Regions from separate parts of the Homo sapiens genome. Here region 2 is linked to region 1. Evidence: read pairs that join two places in POLR2A ChIA-PET (ENCODE). Cell type or tissue: PC-9. All regions are shown on one strand.

Region 1 (8,000 bases):
CGTGTTAACCATGATAGTTTCCATCTCCTGACCTCGTGATCCGCCCACCTTGGCCTCCCAAAGTGCTGGGATTACAGGCGTGAGCCACTGCACCCGGCCCCAAGAAATAATTTTTTTAAAAGCTGGGGTTTCCAAAAACCCTCTCCTGGAGTTAGATAATTTTCTAGAATGGCTCACAGAGCTCAGGGAAATACTTTACTTATGTTAAGTAATTTTTTTTTTATTTTTTATTTTTTGAGACTCACTCTGTCGCCAGGCTGGAGTACAGTGGCGCAATCCCAGCTCACTGCAACCTCCACTTCCTGGGATCAAGCGATTCTCCTGCCTCAGCCTCCTGAGTAGCTGGGACTACAGGCGCAGGCCACCACGTCCAGCTAATTTTTGTATTTTTAGTAGAGACAGGGTTTCACCGTGTTGGCCAGGATGGTCTCGATCTCTTGACCTTGTGATCACTCGCCTCAGCCTCTCAAAGTGCTGGGACTGATTACAGGCATGAGCCACTGCACCCGCTGCAACTAGTTTATTATATTCAAATTTTTTTACTTAAATTTTTTTTTTTTTTTTTTTTTGAGACGGAGTCTCGCTCCGTCCCCCAGGCTGGAGTACAGTGATACAATCTCGGCTCACTGCAACCTCCGCCTCCAAGGTTCATGCCATTCTCCTGCCTCACCCTCCCGAGTGGCTGGGACTGCAGGCGCGTGCCACCACGCCCGGCTAATTTTTTGTATTTTCAGTAGAGACGGAGTTTCACTGTGTTAGCCAGGATGGTCTCAATCTCCCAATTCCATGATCCGCCCACCTGGGCCTCCCAAAGTGCTGGGATTACAGGCATGAGCCACCACACCTGGCCTTTTTTACTTAATTTTTAAAATAGGGATGGAATCTTGCTATCTTGCCCAGGCTGGTCTTGAATTCCTGGGCTCAAGTGATTCTCTCACCTCAGCCTCACCCTCTGTAGTAGCTCGAACTACAGGTGCACACCACCACATGCAGCTAAGTTTTTAATTTTCCTTTTTTTTTTTTTTTGAGACGAAGTTTCACTCTTGTCGCCCAGGCTGGAGTGCAATGGCGTGGTCTCAGCTCACTGCAATCTCTGCCTCCTGGGTTCAAGCGATTCTCCTGCCTCAGCCTCCCGAGTAGCTGGGACTACAGGCACCTGCCACCACGCCTGGTTAATTTTGTATTTTAGTAGAGACAGGGTTTCACCATGTTGGTCAGGCTGGTCTTCAGCTCCTGACCTCAGGTGATCCACCCGCCTTGGCCTCCCAAAGTGCTGGAATTACAGGTGTGAGCCACCACACCCAGCCTTTAATTTTATTTTCTATAGAGAGGAGTCCCATAATATTACCCAAGCTGGTCTCAAACTCTTGGCCTCAATAAATCCTCCCACCTCAGCCTCCTGAGTAGCTAGGACTACAGGAGTGCACCACCATGCCCAGCTAATGTTTTTATGTTTTGTAGAGATGAGGGTCTCATTATGTTGCCCAGGCTCGTCTTGAACTCCTGGGCTCAAGTGATCCATCCTCCTGCCTCAGCTTCCCAAAGTGCTGGGATTACAGGTGTGAGCAAACATGCCCAGCCTAATATTATTAATACATCGTAGCTGTCCATATTTATAGGGTGCATGTGAAATTTTGTTATGTGCATAGAAGTGAGATTGTAGGAACCAAGGAAAAAACTTCTGCTTCACCTTCTGAAGGTTTGCTGATAAATCAGCTCACAAAAGGCAGATTAATTAGAAAAAGGGGGATACAAATTGCATTCACACGTATCTGGGGAGAACCACACCACAGCGTGATTACCCACCACCCCAAAGGCGTTCAGACGCTTATATACCATCTTCTTTTTTTTTTTAAGTAGAGACTGGGTTTTCGCCATGTTGCCAGGCTGGTCTTGAACTCCTGCACTCAAGTGATCTTCCCCTCTTGGCCTCCCAAAGTGGCGCTGGGATTACCGCCATGAGCCACTGTGCCTGGCACTATATACATATATATAGATATGTATACATATCTATATCTATAGATATCTATATATCTATATCTATATGTATACATATCTATATATATAGACATGTGTATATATATCTATAGATATCGATATCTATAGATATAGATATACTATCTTGCAGATACAGAAAGAATAGGGGTTTGGATCCTGGTAAAACAGGTTATGGCAGGGGGAAGAAAGAGGAATTCTATTGAGGGGACATAAAAGATTACTGGGGGCTAGGCAGAGTGGCTCATGCCTGTAATCCTAGCACTTTGGGAGGCCAAGGTGGGCAGATCACTTGAGGTCAGGAGTTCGAGACCAGCCTGGCCAACATGGCGAAACCCTGTCTCTACTCAAAACACAAAAATTAGCCAGTCATGGTGGCACATAGCTGAAATCCCAGCTACTCAGGAGGCTGAGGCAGGAGAATCACTTGAACCCAGGAGGAGGAAGTTGCAGTGAGCTGAGATGGCATCACTGCACTCCAGCCTGGGTGACAGAGTGAGACTCCATCTCAATAAAAATAAAAATAAAAATAAAAATAAACATTGCTGGGGAGAATGAATGGATTTAGGAACAGAGATTAACTTGTACATAATTCTCTTTGGAATTTCAATGAGCCTGAGGGAGACATTATCTTGCGGAAGAGTCTGTTCAGGTGTGGTTCCATTCTTGATTTTATAGAAAGGAGAAGAAAAAAAAACAATTGTTTTCCTTGTTGAGGGGGGATGTCTGGATCTTAGGCAGAGAAAGTAACTTCAACTTCATCCTGTGCTGTGGGGGAAAAGACGGTCTTTTAGACACAGTTTATCGTTACTGCTGCTTTTCCTGTGTTTGGCCTATACCTTCCTGCCTCTTTGAATGATGGGTAGACCAGAGTTTGTGAGTCAATTTGTATTAGCTGTGTGATCTGGAGCAAGCTACTGTTGTCAGAGGAGTTTGAACCACAGTGATTCCATCTTGAATAGGGGGTGGGTAAAATGAGGCTGAGACCTGCTGATATTGACAGGAGGCAGCCAATTGCCTAGGCCAATAGGGGCGGGTCCGCGGTGAAACCCCACCTCCAACCCGAAGACGGTTTAAAGCCTGAAACTGAAGGTACAAGTTTAAACCTTAGACCGGATTGAGAGCTTACCTTCCTGTTTGTCGCGCTTTCCTCTGATTGATCCCCACCCTTCGCCTATTTTACATATACCCACCCTTTCCTAATTGGTTTTCTACTCTTTCTTTTTTTTTTTGACAGAGTCTCGCTCTGTCACCCAGGCTGGAGTGCAGTGGTGCAATCTCGGCTCACTGCAATCTCCACCCCCCGGGTTCATGTCATTCTCCTGCCTCAGCCTCCCCAGTAGCTGGGACTACAGGCGCCTGCTACCACGCCCGGCTAATTTTTTGTATTTTTTAGTAGAGATGAGGTTTCACCGTGTTAGCCAGGATGGCCTCAATCTCCTGACCTTGTGATCTGCCCGCCTTGGCCTCCCAAAGTGCTGGCATTACAGGCATGAGCCACCGTGCCCGGCGGTTTTCTACTCTTTCATGACCACCTTTGAGTAGTGTCTTTGCTTTAACTCACCTCATTAGCATAAACTCCAGTGTGATCAAAAGGACTCATTATAAATAACAAAAGACATTCCTCCAACTCCTGGACTTAAGGGATCCCTCAAGCAAGCCTCAGCCTCCTGAATAGCTGGGACTACTCCTTTTTGCATACTCACAAGCCAATCAGCACACACTCCCCACCCTGTGCCTATAAAGGCTCCAGACTCAGTCAGCAGGGGAAAAGACGACCTGACTTCGGGGAAGGCAGCCTGCACTTCCCATCCCCTCTCCAGCTCCCCTCTCCACTGAGAGTCGCTTTCATTGCTCAATAAAATTCTCCACCTTCATCATCCTTCAATCGTCCGTGTAACTTCATTCTTCCTGGATGCTGGACAAGAGCTTGGGACCCAGTGAGTGAGGATACCCAGAAAGGCTGTCACACTGGGCCTTTGCCCTCGCCTGTGAAGGGCAGCTGTCCCCATGTGATGAGGCAAGGGGCCAGCTGATCTGCTGACATGTCACCATCTGTGGACAGCAGAACTAAAGGAGCACTGTAATAACACCCCCTCTGCAGCTTCGGGGACACGGGCACCCTCACCTAGGTGCTGCTGCTTTCCCCTCAAGGTGACATGCCTGCTCTGGCCATGGGCCCTGCATACAGCTTGCTCCTGTGTTGGTGCCTGGAGAAGCCAGCTGGCCAGATCCCACACTTAGTCACTTGTGTGCTCCCTCCTGCAAGGGGTTGAGCACAGGGGGCTGAGTAGATGGGGCATCCCTTCCATGAGTCCAGCGAAGGTGCCTAGAAAAACCCTGCATCACCACTGAGCTACTTTCCCAGGAGGTGAGGCATTCCCAGTCACAGGATGACACAGGAGGGTGGCACAAGACATAGGTGACAAAAAACCTTGCTGATAAAACAGGTTGCAGCAAAGAAGCCGGCCAAAACCCACCAAAACCAAGGTGGCGATGAAAGTGACCTCTGGTAGGCTGGGTGCGGTGGCTCAACGCCTATAATCCCAGCACTTTGGGAGGCCCAGGCGGGCGGATCACCTGAGGCCAGGAGTTTGAGACCAGCCTGACCAACATGGAGAAACTCCGTCTCTACTAAAAATACAAAAAATTAGCTGGGCGTGGTGGCACATGCTTGTAATCCCAGCTACTCAGGAGGCTGAGGCAGGAGAATTGCTTGAACCCGGGAGGCGGAGGTTGCAGTGAGCCAAGATCGTGCCATTGCATTCTAGCCTGGATGACAAGAGTGAAACTCCATCTCAAAAAATAGAAAGAAAGTGACCTCTGGTCGTCCTCACTGCTCATTATGTGCTAATTATAATATATTAGCATGCTAAAGACACTCCCATCAGTGCCATGACAGTTTAGAAATGCCGTGGCAACATCAGGAAGTTACCCTATATTGTCTAAAAAGGGGAGGAACCGGCCGGGCGCAGTGGCTCATGCCTGTAATCCCAGCACTTTGGGAGGCCAAGGCAGGTGGATTGCAAGGTCAAGAGTTCAAGACCAGCCTGGCCAAGATGTGAAACCCTGTCTCTACTAAAAATACAAAAATTAGCTGGGCATGGTGGCGGGCGCCTGTAATCCCAGCTACTCCAGAGGCTGAGGCAGGAGAATTGCTTGGACCCAGGAGGCAGAGGTAGCAGTGAGCTGAGATTGCACCATTGCACTCCAGCCTGGGTGGCAGAGCAAGACTCTGTCTCAAAAAAAAGTGGGGAGGAACCCTCAGTTCCAGGAATTGCCCGTGCCTTTCCCAGAAAATTCATGAATAATCCACCCTTGTTGGGCATGTAATCAAGAGATAACTATAAAAAATATCCAGCCAGCAACCTTAGGGGATGCTCTGCCTATGGAGTAGACATTCTTTGTTCCTTTACTTTCTTTTTTTTTTTTTTTTTTGTGAGATGGAGTCTCACTTTGTCATCCAGGCTGGAGTGCAGTGGTGCAATCTTGGCTCACTGCAACCTCTACCTCCCCAGCTCAAGCGATTCTCCTGCCTCAGCCTCCCAAGTAGCTGGGATTACAGGCGTATGTCACCACGCCCAGCTAGTTTTTGTATTTTTTAGTGGAGACAGGGTTTCACCATGTTGGCTAGTCTGGTCTTGAACTCCCAATCTCAAATGATCCGCCCACCTTGGCCTATCAAAGTGCTGGGATTACAGGTGTGAGCCACTGTGCCCAGCCTATTCCTTTACTTTCTTAATATACTTGCTTCCACTTTACTCCATGGACTCGCCTGGAATTGTTTCTTGCGTGAGATTCAAGAACTCTCTCTTGGCTGGGTGTGGTGGCTCACGCCTGTAATCCCAGCACTTTGGGAGGCCGAGGCAGGTGGATCATGAGGTCAGGAGTTTGAGACCAGCCTGACCAACATGGGGAAACCCTGTCTCTACTAAAAATACAAGAAAATTAGCCGGGCGTGGTGGCACGTGCCTGTAATCCCAGCTACTCAGGAGGCTGAGGCAGGAGAATCACTTGAACCCGGGAGGCAGAGGGCGCCACTGCAGTCCAGCTTGGGCAATAGAGTGAGACCCTGTCTCAAAAAAAAAAAAAAAAAAAAAAGATTAAAAAAGAACCCTCTCTTGGGGTCTTGATTGGGACTCCTTTCCAGTAACAGTGTGAAAGAAAAATAAAATCACCAGACCCCAAACTCACTATGTCAAAGGGCAAAAAGCTAAGCTTAGGAACTGAGTCATACAGGAAACTGCATTTTCTTTTGTTCCTAACCAGATAGCTGCAAGATTGAATGCCACGTATCTCCACAGGTGGCTTCCCTCACCCTGACCATGTAAATTCAGCTTACCTTCACAGGTACAGGACAAATAAAAAAATAGAAATCTGGCCAGGCATGGGGGCTCACACCTGTAATTCCAACACTTTGGGAGGCTGGGGTGAGAGAATTGCTGGAGCTCAGGGGTTGGAGATCACCCTGGGCAACCCAGTGAGAGGCTGTCTCTACGGAAAAGATTTTAAATTAGCCTGGTGTGGTAGTGCACACCTGTAGTACCAGCTACTCAGGAGGCTGCATTGGGAGTATTGCTTAAGCTCAGGAGGTCGAGGCTCTAGTGAGGTGTGATCGCACCGCTGCACTCCAACCTGAGCAACAGAATAAGACCCTGTCTCAAAAAAAAAAAAAAAAAAAAAAATCATGGCCGGGCGTGGTGGCTTACGGCTGTAATCCCAACACTTTGAGAGGCCAAGGGATCACCTGAGGTCACGAGTTCGTGACCAGCCTGACCAACATGGTGAAACCCCGTCTCTACTATAGACAAAAAATTAGACAGGCATGGTGGCACATGCCTGTAATTCCAGCTACTTGGGAAGCTGAGGCAAGAGAATCACTTGAGCTGAGGCGGCAGAGGTTGCAGTGAGCCAAGATTGCACCATTGCATTCCAGCCTGGGCCACAAGAGTGAAACTCTGTCTCAAAAAAATAACAATAATTTTTTTTTTTTTTTGAGGTGGAGTCTTGCCCTGTCACCCAGGCTGGAATGCAGTGGCACGACCTTGGCTCACTGCAAGCTCCGCCTCCCGGGTTCACGCCATTCTCCTGCCCCAGCCTCCCGAGTAGCTGGGACTACAGGCGCCTGCCACCACGCCCGGCTAAATGTTTTGTATTTTTAGTAGAGACAGGGTTTCACCATGTTAGCCAGGATGGTCTCAATCTCCTGATCTCATCATCCGTCCGCCTAGGCCTCCCAAAGTGCTGGGATTACAGGTGTGAGCCACCGCGTCCGGCCAATATTTTTCTTTTTTTTAAATCATACTTCCAGGCCAGGTGCGGTGGCTCACACCTGTAATCCCAGCACTTTAGGAGGCTGAGGTAGGCAGATCACAAGGTCAGGAGTTCGAGACCAGCCTGGCTAACATGGTGAAACCCTGTCTGTACTAAAAACTACAAAAATTAGCTGGGCGTGGTGGCACACACCTGTAATGCTAGCTACTCAGGAGGCTGAGGCAGGAGAATTGCTTGAGCCCGGGAGGCGGAGGTTGCAGTGAGCTGAGATCACACTACTGCACTCCTGCCTGGGGGACAAAGTGAGACTCTGTCTCAGAAAAAAATAATAATAATAAATCATACTTACCCCCACCCTAAGACAAAAGCATAATTGACTTCTTCCTCTACTCTGTGTTTACTTTATCTTGTGTAAAATACAGATATATTTAGCACAAGATGAATTCATAATTGACTGTTCCTTTTTCCCTCCTTTCACATGTGTTAAAAGAAAAACTTCAGCCAAATTAAATTTAAGGGAGTTTAATTGAGCAATGAACAATTTGTGAATCGGGCAGCCCCCAGAATCACAGCCGATTCAGACAGACTCCAGTGCAGCCATGTGATGGAAGAAGATTTATAGACAAAGGGAAATGACATACAGAAGTCAGTGAGGTACAAAAACAACTGGATTGGCTACAGGTCGGCATTTGCCTTATTTGAATATGGCTCAAACAGTTGGCTACATCTGA
Region 2 (8,000 bases), 250 kb after region 1:
GAGTGGCCACCAGGCCGGGCGGGACTCTGGGCTCTGGGAAGAGGCTGGCTGGCTCTGCCTTCCTGCTGGGTCACATTTTGGTTTGCATCATCTGCCATTTGGTAAGAGTCACCTCCTGTGTGCTGTGAGCTATGTACTCCTGCAAGGGAGGAGGCCAGTTTACGGAGGGATAGGCATTGCACCAGCCTTCCAAGTTGCTGTCTTTTTTTTCTTTTTCTTTTGAAACAGATTTAACGGAATAGTAAACTTAATGGAATATCAAACCTTATTATTTGTTTGGTTTATATTTTATTTTTATTTATTTATTTAGTTTATACTTTACTTTTATTTATTTATTTATTTTAGACGGAGTTTCGCTCTGTCGCCAGGCTGGAGTACAGTGGTGTGATCTCAGCTCACTGCAACCTCCAACTCCCTGGTTCAAGCGATTCTCCTGCCTCAGCCTCCCGAGTAGCTGGGATTACAGGCATGCACCACCATGCCCAGCTAATTTTTGTATTTTTAGTAGAGACGGGGTTTCACCATGTTGACCAGGGTGGTCTCGATCTCCTGACTGCGTGATCCGCCCGCCTTGGCCTCCCGAAGTGTTGGGATTACAGGCATGAGCCACCGTGCCTAGCTGGTTTAAACTTTAAAAACAGGTCTAAACTTCAAATGGTTCAAAGGGCATATGGCAAACTAACTCTTCACTGTTCTCTATTCTTCCCTCCCTGAAGGCGCAGTGTTAGCTTCTTTATATCCCCTTTCCAGAAATATTTTGTGCAGGTACGAGCAAGCAAGTGACACAAATGGTACCATATCTTCCATTCTTTCAGCTCCTTCATTTATTCCATTTAACAATGTATCTTGGAGAGGGTTCCTTATCAGTAGTACATTCTTTTACAGGGTACAGAATATTCCATTGTGTGGAGGTACCATTGTGTATTTAGCTGGTTTCCGATAACAATCACAGATTGTTTCCAGTCTTGGTCAGTTACAAAGATGGTAGACTGTTTCCAGTCTTGGTCAATTACAAACACCACTGTAGAAAATTACCTTGACTTCCATTGGGCTCAACCAATTTTAATTCCCACCAGCTGTGGTTGAAAACCTGTTTCCCCTCAAACTCCCATCAACAAAACGTTTGATCAGACTTTGTGATCTTTGCCAATCTGAAAGGTAAAAGGTGTAACTTCAACTCACCTTTCTCTTATGTGGATGAAGTTAAGAGGTATTTCTATTTGCATTTTTTTTTTGAGACGGAGTTTCACCCTTGTTGCCCAGGCTGGAGTGCAATGATGCGATCTCAGTTCACTGCAACCTCCGCCTCCCAGGTTCAAGCAATTCTCCTGCCTCAGCCTCCTGAGTAGCTGGGATTACAGGCATGCACCACCACGCCTGGCTAATTTTTGTATTTTTTTTTTTAGTAGAGACGGGGTTTCTCCATGTTGGGGCTGGTCTTTTTTTTTTTTTTTTTTAAGACAGAGTCTCACTCTGTTGCCCAGGCTGGAGTGCAGTGGCACGATCTCAGCTCACCACAACCTCCACCTCCCAGGTTCAAGCAATTCTCCTGCCTCAGCCTCCTGAGTAGCTGGGACTACACGTGCATGCCACCATGCCCTGCTAATTTTTTTTTTTTTTTTTTTTTTAGTAGAGATGGAGTTTCACTATGTTGGCCAGGCTGGTCTCAAACTCCTGACCTCATGATCCTCCCGCCTTGGTCTCCCAAAGTGCTGGGATTACAGGCATGAGCCACCATGCCCGGCTTCTATTTGCATTTCTATTTGTGTCTTTTGACCATTTTTTTCTGATTGGGTTATTGATCTTTTTGCTGATTTTTAGAAGCTCTTTATGTATGACATTGCAGACATTTTCCCCACTTTGTCATTTGCCTTTTTACTTTTTTCTTATGGTGGTGTTGGCCATGCAGATATTTAAAAAATCAGGCCAGGTATGGTGGCTCACACTTGTAATCCCAGCACTTTGGGAGGCTGAGTTAGGAGTATTGCTTGAGCCCAGGAGTTCAAGACCAGCCTGGGCAACATAGTGAGACCCTGTCTCTACAAAAAATACCCCCCTCCAAAAATTAGCCAGGTATGGTGGCATGCAGCTATAGTCCCAGATACTTGGGAAGGTGAGGCGGGAGGATCTCTTGAGCCCAGGAAGTGGAGGCTGCAGTGAGCTACGATCATGCCACTGCACTCCAGCCTGAGCAATAGAGTGAGACCCTGTCACCAAAAAAAAAAAAAAAAAAAAATCAATTCTTTTTTAGTTTAAAAAATGTATCCAGTGGTTTCTTCTGGTACTTTTCTGTCCTATTTTCTATGCTGAAATCTCTGATCCATCTAGAATTCATCCTTATATAAGTGTGAGATAAGGATCCATTTTTATTTTTTCCCAAAGGAATACCCACTTATCCCAACACTATTTTTGAAAATGGTCATTTTCTCCCCCCAACCCTCATTGATTGGAATTACTAACCTTATTGTCCTTAAATTCACTTATGTAATTGACTCTATTTCTGGACTTTTGTTCTATTCCAATGACTTGTTATTCTCTTCATGTGCCAATTCTATAATGTTTTAATTAGTCAAGCTTTGTCTATGTTGTAATTTCTGGCATGGCTTGTTCTTCTCTGCTTTATCAAAATTCTCTTGGCTATTGTTTAAAAACTAAGCTGAAATTAACATAAAATAGACATGTGCAGGTTTGTTATAAAATTAACAAATGAAAAAAATTAACATAACATACAATCAGCCATTTTAAAGCAAACACTTCAATGGCATTTAGCGCAGTCAACAATGTAGTACACCCAGCACTTCTATCTGGTTTCCAAAACATTCTCATGGGCTGGATTTGGTGGCTTACACCTGTAATTCCAGCACTTTGGGAGGCCCGGGCAGGAGAATTGCTTGAAGTCAGGAGTTCAAGACCAGCCTGGACAACATGGCGAAAACCCATCTCTACAAAAGAAAAGAAAAAGAAATAAAGAGAAAACAAACATTCTCATCATCCCAAAAGGAGAACCCATACCCACTAGCAGTGCTTCTCCATCCTCCTCTCCCCCCAGCCCATCACAACCACTAATTTACTTTCTATCTCTGTGGATTTATCTATTTGGAACATTTCATGTCAGGAGTTCGAGACCAGCCTGGTCAAAATGGTGAAACCCAGTCTCTACTAAAAATACAAAAATTAGCTGGGCGTGGTGGTGTGCGCCTGGAATCCCAGCTACGCAGGAAGATGAGGCAGAGAGAATCACTTGAACCTGGGAGGCAGAGGTTGCAGTGAGCCAAGATCGCGCCACTGCACTCCTGCCTGGGTGACAGAGTGAGACTCCATCTCAAACAACAACAACGACAACAAAACAAAACAAAAAAGAACCTCATTCTTTTTTGTGGCCAAATGATATTCCATTGTATGGACATACCGCATTTTGTTGATCCATTCCTCAGCTGATGGGCATTTGGGTTGTTTCTACCTTTTGGCTATTGTGAATGATGCTGCTAAGAACATAGATATGCATGTACTTGTTAAGTACCTGTTTTCAGTGCTTTGGGGTATATACCTAGAAGAGTAGAATGCTAGGTCATATGATTTTTTTTTTTTTTTTTTTTTTGAGATGGAGTCTCACTCTGTCACCCAGGCTGGAGTGCAGTGGTGCAATCTTGGCTCACTGCAACCTCCGCCTCCCAGGTTCAAGCGATTCTCCTGCCTCAGTCTCCTGAGTAGTTGGGATTAAAGGTGTGCGCCATCACGCCTGGCTAATTTTTGTATTTTTAGTAGAGACAGGGTTTCGCAATGTTGGCCAGACTGGTCTTGAACTCCTGGCCTCAATCGATGCACCTGCCTCGGCCTCCTGAAGTGCTGGGATAACAGGCGTGAGCCACCGCGCCTGGCCTCATATGGTAATTCTGTTTAAATTTTTGAGGAACTGCCAAACTCTTGGGTATTCTTGCTCATTTTTATAAGTGACTTAGAATCGGCACATCTAGTTCCACCAAAATTTTAAATCAGGCTGGGCGCAGTGGCTCACACTGTAATCCCAGGACTTTAAGAGGCTGAGGCAGGAGGATCACTTGAGCCTAGGAGTTCAACACCAGCCTGGGAAACATAGTGAGACCTTGTCTCTTCAAAAAATAAACAATTAGGCTAGGCGCGGTGGCTCATGCCTATAATCCCAACACTTTGGGAGGCCGAGGTGGGTGGATCACTTGAGGTCAAAAGTTCATGTCCAGCCTGGCGGACATGGTGAAACCCTGTCTCTATTAAAAATACAAAAAAAAAAAAAAAAAAAAAAGTTAGCCGGGTGTGGTGATGCATGCCTGTAATCGCAGCTACTCAGGAGGCTGAGGCAAGAGAATTTCTTGAACCTGGGAGGTGGAGGTTGCAGTGAGCTGAGATGGCGCCACTGCACTCCAGCCTGGGTGACAGAGCGAGACTCTGTCTCCAAAAATATAAAAAATAAAAAATTAGCCAGATGTGGTGGCACATGCCTGTGGTCTCAGCTACTCGGGAGGCTGAGGAAGGAGGATGACTTGAACCCAGGGGGTCGAGGCTGCAGTGAGCTATGATTGCACACTCCACTCCAGCCTGAGCAACACAATGATAACCTGTCTCAAAAAAAAAAAAAAAAAAGGTTAAAATCGTGTTGGTATTTTTAGTGGTATTACATTCCCTTTATAAATTAACTTGCAGAAGGTGGAGATGTTTCTGGGTACTTGGCATCCATTCTGTCCTTTATGGCTGTGAGGAGCACCCAGGCTTGAATACACAAGACCGGTGACCTAGGCACTGTTAGCACTGTTAGCACTGTTATTGTTCTCCCTGTTTTTCACTTGAGGGGACTAAGGCTGTGACAGGTTACCTAAGACCACATAGTGTCGGGTCTTCTTTTTTTTTTTTTTTTTTTTTTGAGACAGAGTTTCGCTCTTGTTGCCCAGGCTGGAGTGCGATGGTGCGATCTCTGCTCACCGCAACCTCTGCCTCCCAAGTTCAAGCGATTCTCCTGCCTCAACCTCCCAAGTAGCTGGAATTACAGGCATGCACCACCACGCCCAGCTAATTTTGTATTTTTAGTAGAGATGGGGTTTCTCCATGTTGGTCAGGCTGGTCTCGAACTCCCGACCTCAGGTGATCCACCTGCCTTGGCCTCCCAAAATGCTGGGATTATAGGCATGAGCCACCTCGCCCAGCCTCTTTTTTTTTTTTTTTTCTTTTTGAGACCGAGTCTCGCTGTGTCGCCCAGGCTGGAGTGCAATGGCGCTATCTTGGCTTACTGCTGCCTCTGCCTCCCGGGTTCAAACGATTCTCCTGCCTCAGCCTCCCGAGTAGCTGGGATTACAGGCACCTGCCACTATGCCCAGCTAATTTTTGTATTTTTAGTAGAGACTCGGTTTCACCATGTTTGTCTTGAACCCCCTGACCTCAGGTGATCCGCCGGCCTCGGCCTCCCAAAGTGCTGGGATTACAGGCATGAGCCACCACGCCCGGCCAGTGTCAGGTCCTCTTCTTCAGGAGGGGTTACCCAGCGAGACGGCTGGAGTGAGGAAGAACTTGGACCCTGGAGGCCAAGTGTGACCCCGTCACAGAGCTCCTGTGGGAGGGCCATGGCCCTACCCACTGCTGCTTTGGTCCAGGAGCATTGATGCTTCTCGTCTCTCCTCTCTCCCCTAGGCCTGCAGGACAAGCTGAACAAGAGGGACAAAGAGGTGACAGCCTTGACCTCCCAGACCGAGATGCTCAGGGCCCAAGTAAGTGGTAAGTCTCCCTCCCGCAGGGCAGATGCGGGGGGCTTTCACTGGGGCCGTGCCATTCAGCTGCCAATTAAGCATGGAGTGGGTCAGGGCCTGGCTTAGGGTCCCCTCCCCGACTCTGCTTTGAGAAGAAAAGGGCTGGCTGGTCGCGGTGGCTCGCGCCTGTAATCCCAGCACTTTGGGAGTCCGAGGCAGGCGGATCACCTGAGGTCAGGAGTTCGAGACCAGCCTGGCCAACATGGTGAAACCTCGTCTCTACTAAAAATACAAAAATTAGCCGGGCATGGTGGCATGCACCTGTAATCCCAGCTACTCGGGAGGCTGAGGCAGGAGAATCGCTTGAACCTGGAAGGCAGAGCTGCCAGTGAGCCGAGATGGCGCCACTGCACTCCAGCCTGGGTGACAGAGCGAGACTCCATCTCAAAAAAAAAAAAAAAAAAAAGGGCCAGGGCCAGGTCACCTGCACCAGACAGACATGTACCTGGGGAGCAGTGAGTGGCCCACATGTGGTCCATCCTATAATGCCTCCCCGCCAGCTTCTGTCCCCAGAGCCAGCTCTGTGTTCTCTGTGTCCTGAAATTCTATCCATTCTATCCCAGGTTCCCTCTTTCTGGTCCTGAAGACTTTCTGGTTTCTCTCTCTCTCTCTCTTTTTGCTTTTGTTTTTGAGACAGGGTTGCACTCTGTCACCTAGGCTGGAGTGCAGTGGTGCAATCTCAGCTCACTGAAACCTCCACTTCCCGGGTTCAAGCGATTCTCCTGCCTCAGCTTCCTGAGTAGCTGGGATTACAGGCGCACACCACCACACCCGGCTAATTTTTGTATTTTTTTAGTAGAGATGGGGTTTCGCCATGTTGGCCAGGCTGGTCTCCAACTCCTGAGCTCAGGTGATCCACCTGCCTTGGCCTCCCAAAGTGCTGTGATTACAGGTGTGAGCCACCACGCCCGGCCCCTGGCCCTGCTTCTTGTTCACCAGAACACCAGTGGTGGTGGGCATGAGACAGCCCCCCTCCTCGGAAATGGTTGCCAACCTGTCTTCTGTCCATCCCCCAGTACAAGGCAGAATTGGCCCCAAAAAAGGTCAGTGGACCTCAGACTCCTCCAAGGCCAAGGTGAAGGTGAAGCTTTTCCTAATCCAGGCGACAGTGTAAACACACGTGTGATATCGCTCCCCACACCAGGAGCCCAAGCAGCTGCTGTGCTTGGCGAGGATTGATCTGTTTATTGTACCTGTTCTCTCAGGCCCCTTGCCACCTGGCTTGTAGGGACAACTGAGACCAATGGTGCTTTTAAAATTATGCAGTGGAGGCCGTGAGCGATGCTCATGCCTATAATCTCAGCACTTTGGGAGGCCGAGGAGGGAGGTTTGCTTGAGGCCAGGGGTTCGAGACCAGCCTATGAAACATTGTGAGGCCTCATTTCTATGAAACATACAAAAATTTGGCCGGGGCTGGGCATGGTGGCTCATGCCTGTAATCCCAGCAGTTTGGGAGGCCGAAGCGGGTAGATCACCTGAGGTCAGGAGTTTCAGACCAGCCTGGCCAACATGATGAAATCCCGTCTCTACTAAAAATACAAAAAAATTAGCTGAGCGTGGTAGCGTGCACCTGTAGTCCCAGCTACTCAGGAGGTTGAGGCAGGAGAGTCACTTGAACCCGGGAGGTAGAGGTTGCAATAAGTCGAGATTGTGCCATGGCACTCCAGCCTGGCAGCGGAGTGAGACTCTATCACACACACACACACAAAAACAATTAGCCAGGCATGGTGGTGGGCACCTGTAATCTCAGCTACTTGGGAGGTTGAGGCAGGAGAATTGCTGCAACCTGGGAGGCGGAGGTTGCAGTGAGCTGAGAACATGCCATTGCACTCCTGGGCCGACAATAGCAAGACTCCGTCTCAAAAAAAAAAAAAAATTTGGCCGGGCACCGCGGCTCACATCTGTATCCCAGCACTTTTGAAGCCAAGTTGGGTGGATTGTTTGAGGTCAGGAGTTCGAGATCAGTCTGGCCAACATGGTGAACCCCATCTCTACTAAATATACAGAAATTAGCCAGGTGTGGTGGCACATGCCTGTAGTCCCAGCTACTTGGGAGGTTGAGGCAGAAGAATTGCTTGAACCCAGGAAGCGGAGGTTGTAGTGAGCCAAGATCGTACCACTGCACTCTAGCCTGGGTGACAGAGTGAGACTTTGTCTCCAAAAAAAAAAAACCGCCAGGTATGATGGTGCACTCCTGTAGTCCCAGCTACTCAGGAGGCTGAGGCAGGA

Evidence for each region. ChIA-PET counts read pairs that join two places held together with the same protein. Peaks named below come from ENCODE experiments on the same cell type or tissue, not always from the same donor. Only the 100,000 strongest peaks of a DNase experiment are listed, where the experiment ranks them.
Region 2: POLR2A ChIA-PET joins it to region 1 with 15 read pairs; 5 of 35 experiments call an interaction of 5 or more read pairs at or near these places.

What each region holds. Positions count from the first base shown.
Region 1 is chr7:74,135,615-74,143,614 of GRCh38, forward strand. No RefSeq gene overlaps it. Among named protein-coding and RNA genes, the nearest start is that of EIF4H, 35 kb to the right of the region's middle. RefSeq lists an enhancer at 3,211-3,740. In PC-9, no CTCF peak of the experiment used is centred here; DNase peaks (open chromatin) are centred at 6,277 and 6,897; H3K4me3 peaks cover 608 bases; H3K27ac peaks cover 3,534 bases.
Region 2 is chr7:74,380,866-74,388,865 of GRCh38, forward strand. CLIP2 (CAP-Gly domain containing linker protein 2) reads left to right here. Exons shown (of 17, transcript NM_003388.5): 12 at 5,656-5,739. Among named protein-coding and RNA genes, the nearest start is that of GTF2IRD1, 69 kb to the right of the region's middle. RefSeq lists an enhancer at 1-436 and a silencer at 3,994-4,288. In PC-9, no CTCF peak of the experiment used is centred here; a DNase peak (open chromatin) is centred at 76; H3K27ac peaks cover 67 bases.